2 separate regions of the Homo sapiens genome follow, and region 2 is linked to region 1. Evidence: read pairs that join two places in POLR2A ChIA-PET (ENCODE). Cell type or tissue: MCF 10A. All regions are shown on one strand. Each heading gives the region's core, and the rest is flanking DNA. Links, peaks and the distances in the headings are about the cores only. Region 1 has its middle 19 kb from the start of MYEOV. Region 2 has its middle 60 kb from the start of SMIM38.

Region 1 (4,388 bases), core at 248-4,247:
GGATCAGTCATTTACTTCTCTGTGCCTCAGTTTCTTCCTGTGTAAAACAAGAATAGGAACATCTAGAATGTTATGGAAATTAAAGCTAAAACATGTATTATATTTCTTTACAACAAAATAAGTCTTTACTGAGTTTGGCTTTCTGGAGGAATGGTTGTTACAGGTGGGGCTGTGCCCATGGCTGGCTCCTGGAGACTCCTGGGCTCTGGCCCTGGCTGTGCAGATGGCCATTTGTCCTTCCTGTGCAGCTGACCAGTGCCAACAGCAGGGAGGTCTCTGGGGCCATCAGTGCCATCTGACGCTTGCTGCTCAGATATGGCCGTAGCCTGCAAGGCAAGTCTGGTCTCCCCCGCCCAGAGCTGGTGGCTGCAACCTGAGCCTGCAACCCAGAGGCCTTTGGCCCATGCTCCCAGGACGCAGAGTTTCCTTTGGCCCCTTCTGCCGGTGCACCCCCACCCAAGCCCAGCTCCTGGGCACAGGATGTGTGTGCACTTGGAGCAGAACAGAAATCAGAGCTGGAGGCCTCTGAGCTGCTGTCTCCCCGCCCACCAGGTAGGCCTGTCCCTTCCCCAGGGTAGGTAAATACAGGGTTCTATTTACGTGGCAACGCACGGGGCAGCCAGCGGTGGCAGGTCGGTGGCTTATGCAATGGCAGCGTGGCGCTTGGCAGCTCTGGGGTGCCGTGGGAAAGGGAGGTCTCCCTCATGATGTGACTTGTACCCTAGTCCCGCCCTTGGGGGTGACACCCCGTTTGGACCTGGTTGCCCCAGACAGCCCAGGCAGGCAAGAACACCTGGGCGCAAGGCCTCCCCTGTTGCTTGTCGGCTGGGCTCCAGCCCTTCCTGCAGGACTTTGGGGAGATACGTATTATCAGTTGCAGCATCCACAGGGACCTCCACCTCTAAGAACTCACCAGGTGCCAACACAGCTTCCACGCTTTGTCTCACTTCACCCTCCCTTTGTAGACGGGGAGACACAGAGAAGGGTCTCAGTGTGCATGGTCTCACTCTGCAACCATGCTCTAGGGCTGAAGCCACTGCTCTGGGCCAATTGTCCTCAGCCTGGCCAGGGCTCTGCCTGGGTGCGCCATGGCTTTCCCAAGTCCCCTCCTCCTGGAGGATAGTGGGGCAGCCGAATGCCAGGCAGCAAAGGACCCTCTCCCCACTTTCGCCATCCCAAGGCTCTAGCGGCTAAAAACATCCCCCACCCTGAACTGCTCTGCCAGCTTGAGGCTACCCCCTCTGGAAAGCCCTCCCTGACCTCCAAGTCCCAAGGTTGAGGCTCCCATGAGACCCTGAGCCCACCTCTCTGGACTTCAGTCTCCTCTCTGCCACAGGAGAATAATGGCTTTGAACTTGGAGCCGTCTCGCGGGTGAAAGGAGAAAATCATTGCAAAACTGCTCAGTATCCCACAGGCAGGAAGGGCTCAGCACCCGAAGTGTTCAAGCTATGTCCTGTGGCAGGTGGATGCTTCTACATCACCCGTCCTTGTCAGAAAGCCCTTCTGCAGGCAGCAGCTGCATCTTGCTTCCCTTTGGTCCCTTTCTTGATGCAGGTCCACTACTGTGGAGAGAAGGGAAAAGCCACTGGGCACCAGGTGGGTGGATGGGTGGACAATTGGAAGAATATTTGGACACGTGATCTGATGGCAGGAATTGAGGAAGGAGGGAGGGAAGGAGGACAGCAAGGCAGGGAAGGGAGAGGAGAAGAGAAAGCACCAGCCTTATAGCTCGGTCTACCCTGCAGTCCCTGGAGCCAGTCTGGGGCTATCCCAGCTCACCACACAGTTGCTGCCTGGCTACCCCTCTCTGTGTCTAGTTTTAATTTTTCATCTATCAAAGGGAACATAGCTGAACTAGCCCACTCTGTAGTGCCCTTGTGAGGATTAAACAAAGGAATCATGCAAGAGGACTGTCATGGTACAAGGCTCTCAGTAAGTGACACTTGAGTGTCCTTCCTCCCCAAGCAAGCCGGCTCCAGTTCCCAGCAAGGCCAGGTAGCTGCACGGCCATTCCTGCACTGGGCGTTCCCCCTGCCCGCCTCCCACGCTAGCCCTCCCCACTTGCTTGTTAAAATCCCCTGGATCAGTGCCTCTCCCAGGTATGTCCTGGTTATGTAATCACCGCCCGAGCAGTTACACACCAACTTGAGCTCTTTGCTGGCTCCTGTTTACTCTTTGGCTCAGGGGAGAGTTCCATTCAGAAGAAATTGCTATTGCTTCTCAGCCTTCCCATGGGAAAGCAGCATTAGGGAGGGGTTCAGTGAGCCAGCAGGAGTGGGGGGAGTGGAGGCAGGGGAGGAGTGGGGGGAGCAGGCCCTCACACAGCTCAGGGCTTGCTCCATACGCACAGCTTGCCAGCTACTTTATCTCTTTAAAAACAAAAGTCTCAAATAATTTTTTCACATGACCTCATTTTCTGATATACCTGAATATGGTTAAGAGAAAGGTGGACGATGACCTCATCCCATTCCCTATTCATGACTTGTTACCGTGTTTTGTTGCCCTTGCATTCATTCATGTGTGTTTGCATGCATCTATATACACATCCATCAATCCATCTAGTCACCCATTGATCCATTCATCTATTCATCCATCTATCCATACATTTATCCATCCATCTAGCCATCCACCTACATATTTATCCATCCACCCACATCTCCATCCATCTATCCATCCATCCATCCATCCACCCACCTATACACTCATCCATCCACCCATCCATGTACACATCCATCCATCCATCCATCCATCCATCCATCCATCCATCCATCCAACCATCCATGTATCAATCCATTTATCCATCTATCTATCCATCCACCTATGCACCAACTCATCTACTCATCCATACACACACCCACCCATCTACCCATCCATACACATACCCACCCACCCCTTCCTCCCTTCCATCACATAACATTTGTTGAGTTAATAGTAAAAGAAATAGTGGACTGGGTGTCCTATGACCTGATTTCCATTCTCAGTGCAACCCTTGTGCTGAGGCCAAGTTTGGGAGGGACATCTACCCAGGTCTGAGTCTCAGATATGCCATTTTCTCTTTTGTTCTTGGCCAAACTCTTTCCCTCTTTGAACCTCAGTATCCTCATCTGCAAAACAGGGCGATAAGGATTCTTGTCTTATTATTGGAAGGACATAAAAATAATGTAGACTTGGGAGTTCCTGGAATCATGTGAGCCTCCCGTGGGGACTCTTCAGGTCCTGTGCTTTCGGTGGAGGTGCTAAGATGGTGCAAGAGGAAGCCCTTGCTTTGGAGCTTCCTGTGCAGTGGAGCAGAGGAAGAACCAGCCAGGACTGGTGGGGTCTGTGTTGGATGGAGGTGGAGAAGACTGAGGGGCCTAGGCCACAGAGGGGCACAGCCTCAGGATAGGTCTTGGTGGCCATGGTTGGAGGATTAGATTCAGGCTTTCAAGCAAGGTAGATAATGGCTGCATTGGTATTTTGGAAGGACCCCTCTGTCTGCTGTGGAAGAAAACTAGTAAAGAGACTTGCAGTTGCCTGACTAGACCATGAGACTGAAGAGTAGGGGGTGACACTAAACTTCACAGACACTTTTCCTCCTGAATGCTGAAACTGTGCAGGCACCAGAATCACTGATTTAGGTCTCAGGTGACCCAGATCACACTGGATCTCTGGTCCTTCTGTAATATGGCATTTGTGCCTTATCTTCCCAGCCTGCGTCCCTGGCAGACATTGCTAATCAATTGCAGCTCTCTTTCCCCAGAGCCTAAAACTGTGTGGTCTAGTACAGTAGACACTAGCCATCATTTAAATATGGCTCTTTAAATCTAAATCAATTAAAATTAAATAAAATTAACAATTCAGTTGCTCAATTGCCAGAGTCACATCGTTTCGGTCTTTCTTTTTTAAATTTAGAGATAGGGTCTCACCCTGTCACCCAGGCTGGATTGCAGTGGTGCAATCATTATAGCTCATTGTAACACTGAACTTCTGGGCTCAGGCGACCCTCCAGCTTCTGCCTCTCAAGTAGCCCAGACTAGAGGTGGGCATCACCAAGAACAGATAATTGTTTATTTTTTGTAGAGTTGGGGTCTCACTATGTTGCTCAGGCTGGTCTTGAACCCCTGGTCTGAAGCTATCCTCCCACCTCAGCCCCCTGAGTAGCTGGGGCCACAGATGTGAGCTACCGTGCCCAGCCTACAGCCACATTTCAAGTGCTACTATAGCTATTGGGTACCAGATGGGACGGAGCAGGTACAGAGCATTTCTATTGTCAGAAGAGTTCTGTTGGTCTGTGCTGACCTCAGCCAGGTCCCATAGCCAATTCTGGGTCAGTGAGGAGCTGGGAAGCATAATAAGCAGCCTCTGCGCCTCTCTGGGCTAAGCAGTGGTGAATTTAGCCCAACTTGAT
Region 2 (4,388 bases), core at 323-4,322, 59 kb before region 1:
AGGTCTCTCCCAGGACATGTGGGGATTATGGGAGCTACAATTCAAGATTTGGGTGGGGATACAGCCAAACTGTATCACTTGATTTCAGGATCCTGGCCTCCAGGAGTGTGAGAGGGCAAATTTCTGTTGTTTTAAGCCACCTGGTTTGTGGCAATCTCTTCCAGCAGCCCCAGGAAATGAACACAGGGTCCATTGCCAACAGTCCTAAAATCATTTTTGAAGGAAGCATTTCTCAATTTCCAGGTTTCCTTCAAGTAGAGCAGGTCCTTTCCACTGCTGCCACCCAGAGCACTCGTCTGTGAGCCCAGAGAGCTTCAGGCACCATCTCCTCTGCCCTTACAGCTGCCCTGGAAGAGAGAGGCCCATGTTGCCCCCTCTTCATGGACCAAAAAATTGAGCCCCAGAGAGATAGGCACATGATCAAGGCTTCAGAGCTTGACCACTTGGGCTGACTCCCTGTGACTTGGGCCAGGCCACAGGGGGAAGCAGCAGACAGGCTGTCTATATTCACAGAATCTGGTTTTGTGGCTCCACACACTGCTTGTACCTGGGTGGGAGCTGGTAGACTTCACTGCTACCAGAATGTTCACCCAGGAGGCAGTCAGAATGCATTGAATGAATGACTGCCTGACTATGAAGGAATGAATTGATGATGCAGCCAGTCTGGCAAACTCCAGGGATGACGATCACTTTTACCATTTGGACCAACCAACCAATCGGTTAAATTACCATTCAGCCAACCAACCAACCAACCAACTAACCAACCAACCAACCAATCAATCGGTTAAATAACCAACCAACCAACCAACCAACCAACCAACCAACCAACCAACCAACCAACCAATCAACCAACCAACCAACCAATCAACTAACCAATCAGCCAACCAATTCAATAAGCAACTAACTAAACAACCTAACAACCAACTAACTAATTAACCAATTAAATAACCAACTAACCAACCAACCAATTAAATAACCAACTAACCAATTCAATAGCCAATCAATTGATCAATTAACAAACTCATCTCTCCCTCCCTACCTTTCTGCCTTAATGGGAGTGGCTCTTGTTCCCCTTGCAGGGCTCCCAGTCCATAAGTGCCTTTGGCATACTCCATTTGGGAAGTGGACAGCTCATCTCATTTTCTAAGAACACCTCTGGATTATGCCCCTTGGTGATGTAGCCACCTTCCACTCAGTGATGGTCAACATCTGGAGGTGTAAATAGAATACAGATGAATCCAGACTTGGAGCAGGCCATGGGGTATTCTTAAAGACTCCATGTGTGTCTTGGAGTAGCCCATGTCATATTCAGAATCACAGCTGGGGCTCCAAATCCCACTGGCCTACCCATTAATCTATCACTGTAGACTAGTGGTAGAATTGGTGACCAGATATTCTAGTCTGGGATATGATCTTGGGATCTTAAGAGAACTTTCTGCACTTCAAGGTCCAGTTTCTTCACCCAGAGAAGGGGCTGCCAGGTATACCACGAGATGAGAGTTCCTCCACAGGGGGACACAATTGCAGCAGAGATGGCCAAGGGCAGGAACTCCTACTATCCTCATTTATATATGAGGCAAACAAGACTTGGAGAATTCAAGTGACTTGCTCAAGGTAATGCAGCCAGCCTCAAAGAAAGGGAGCCGAGATTAAAACCCTGGCCCACATGCTCCAGAGCTGGGAGGCTTTTCTGTAGGCCCATCAGGAGATAAGTTATGTCTCCTGGCTGAAGGCCACCTTCCACCTCCCAGCCCCCAAGCCAATTGCATCAGACATAAAGATTTGTTTCAGGGTGTCTTGTTGGTTTTCCAGCTCCAACCTGGCTCAGGATCTCCTTTTGTTTTTTGGACTCATTCCCAGTGCAGAGGTGCCTGGGCTATTAATAGCAGAGGAATCTGGGCTCCATCACCAGCCTTTCCATCCATCCATCCATCCATCCATCCATCCATCCATCCATCCATCCATCAGTCCATCTCATATCTATTTGTCTCCAACATCTGGTTTAGTATAAACATCGATAGAATGAACAAATGCACCAGTGGGCCTTGTGTTGGACACTTTCTGTGTCCTGCCTCAAATCATCTCCACCTTCCTTACTGCAGCCCTTCTGCTGACAGCTGGCTGCATGGGGGCAAAAATCTGACAACACCCACTCCTGCTGCCACAGTCTGTCCTTTCTGCTCTGGGGTTCTCTGCTGCAGTGCCTTTGGGAGCTTCTCAGCCATCTGACTCATGCTGGCGAGGTGTGCACTCTGCAGCAGCGCCAGCTGTAAGACACACCCTCAGATGGGCTTGTCCTCTTGCCCTGTTTCATGCCTCCTGGTCCCTGTTTCTGGGCCTTATCCCCAAAACGTGACACTTGAGTAAGCCCTTTTCTAAGGCTCAGGCAGATCCAAAAGCACATTTAAATATTTTCAGGATTCTGCCGATTTAGAGCAACTAGGATTCCAAAGAAGGAAAACTTACTCAATCAGTTTATTGTCAGAGGCTCCACATCATTCATTTGTTTATTCATTTTTTCGCTTATTCATTCAGTCAGGCCACAAGTTTCTTCAGGACTGGGATCATGCTTGTCCCCATTCTGTTCCTAATGGAGGCTATCCATGTAGTAGTCGCTGGCAAATAACTCTTAGTGACTTAAGTTCAGGAGGCAGAAGCATGGTGAAGGGGGCAGATACTGGGCCAGAAAGACATGCATTCCAATCCCAGCTCTACCACTTTGTAGAAGTGGGGTCTTGGGCATGTCATTTCACCTCTCTGAGCTTCAGTTTTCCCATATGCAAAATGGGCATAAAGATAGCAATTTGAGGGGTTCCTGTGGGGCTGCAATGAGACCTCATGCATCAGGCCCTTCACACAGAGCCTGGCGAGGGCTCATGGTGAGGGATGGGCTGTCACTAATGTGACTGGGAGCAAGCAGCCTTGGGCAGTTGGGCTGGATGTCTGGGGCCTGGCACCCGAACTCTTTTGGCCTGCCTCAGTACCCGAGGCTGCCCGACACATTTCTTGGCCTTAGAAACAGCCAAGAAAATCAGCAGCCCCTGGCTCATCGGTAGAAACCCAAAGAAACAAACACCTTGGTGGCCAGGAGGGGATGGGCACCTTGCCCTCCCAGCGGGACAGCTGACAGCAGGCCTGATGCAGTGATCACAGGCATCTGTGGGGGTGACTAGCCTTGCCCTGGCTGTGTGAGACATTTCCTTGGGAAAAGTCTTGCTCCTTTATGTGCATGTCAGCTGGCTGTGAAATGAGAACTTCTGAGAGGCTTAAAGAAACCCACCCAATCTTTGGAGATCTCTGCCGCCCTCTTCAAGTCTCAATAGCATTTTTCTGCCGACGGCTCGTGACTCACAGAGGCTACATTTGTGACTTTCGTACCCTCAGAATTGGATTTAAAGATAATAAAAATTTCCAATAGGAAAAAAAAATGTCTGGGTTCTGACATTATGCTAAGTCTCCACCTTTTGGGGCTGAGTGCCCAGTGGGGCAAATGCGGGTCACTTTCTTGACAGGCCCAAGGAAGGGTCTCCTTCCAGCAGGAACCTTGGATTCTCGAATCAGTATCTTTCCTGATGCCCAGTGTGAGGTGCAATTCTTGAAAGAACAGACCAGATCAGTTTTTTTTCTGTTCTTTTCTTATCATCAGTTTGTTTTAGCTGTCTTTCAGCAAAAGTTTCATGCATTTCATTTCCTTATGTAGTCCTGACATCATCTCTTAAGAGCAAGACACTGGGATCATGCCCATTTCACAGATGGAGAAAGTGAGGCTCAGGAAGAGGAAATAGCTTGTTCAAAATAGTGCAGCTGGAAAGCAGAGTGTCTGGGACCTGAACCCAGGGCAGCCACCCTGCACCAGCCATGTGTCAGAGCCTTTCTCAGCTCCCACCTGGGCAGGTCATCCCACAACCCTTCGTTTCCTGGCCCCAGCCAGTGGCATCTGAGCTGAAGACGGAGGGCTGAGGATGAGGCTGATGGCTTGTGGCTGGTTGGAGTCTCCACAGACCTGTACCCCACTGCGAGCTTCCATGAGCTGCTGGCGCCTCACAGCCCTGGGCCTGAGCCTAGGTGGGGTCACTCAGGGACATGGGCCTGCCTGCTGCTGAGGCTCTCATTCCTGGAGAGAGAGCCCAGGGAGGGAAGGTGGTGGGGGAACCTCGGGGTTGGAGGCGTGGGCCCCCAAGCATGTCCCGTCCTGCAGACACTCCCTGCTGCCCGGGCTGACCATGGGGGCATCCTGCCTGGTGCCAGCCAGCCCAGCCTTGTCTAGCCTGCCTCTGCCAAGTGGCCCATTTGACTGTCCCCATCTGTTTGCCCATGGAGTCCGGAGGGTGTGCCCTGGCCCAGAGCCCAGCTGCAGCCTGGGAAACACCAGACTCCATCCATGGCTC

Evidence for each region. Peaks named below come from ENCODE experiments on the same cell type or tissue, not always from the same donor. Only the 100,000 strongest peaks of a DNase experiment are listed, where the experiment ranks them.
Region 2: POLR2A ChIA-PET joins it to region 1 with 6 read pairs; 1 of 35 experiments calls an interaction of 5 or more read pairs at or near these places.

Annotation. Positions count from the first base shown.
Region 1 is chr11:69,272,659-69,277,046 of GRCh38, forward strand. No RefSeq gene overlaps it. Among named protein-coding and RNA genes, the nearest start is that of MYEOV, 19 kb to the right of the region's middle. In MCF 10A, for the core only: no CTCF peak of the experiment used is centred there; a DNase peak (open chromatin) is centred at 2,113.
Region 2 is chr11:69,213,717-69,218,104 of GRCh38, forward strand. No RefSeq gene overlaps it. Among named protein-coding and RNA genes, the nearest start is that of SMIM38, 60 kb to the left of the region's middle. In MCF 10A, for the core only: no CTCF peak of the experiment used is centred there; a DNase peak (open chromatin) is centred at 2,245.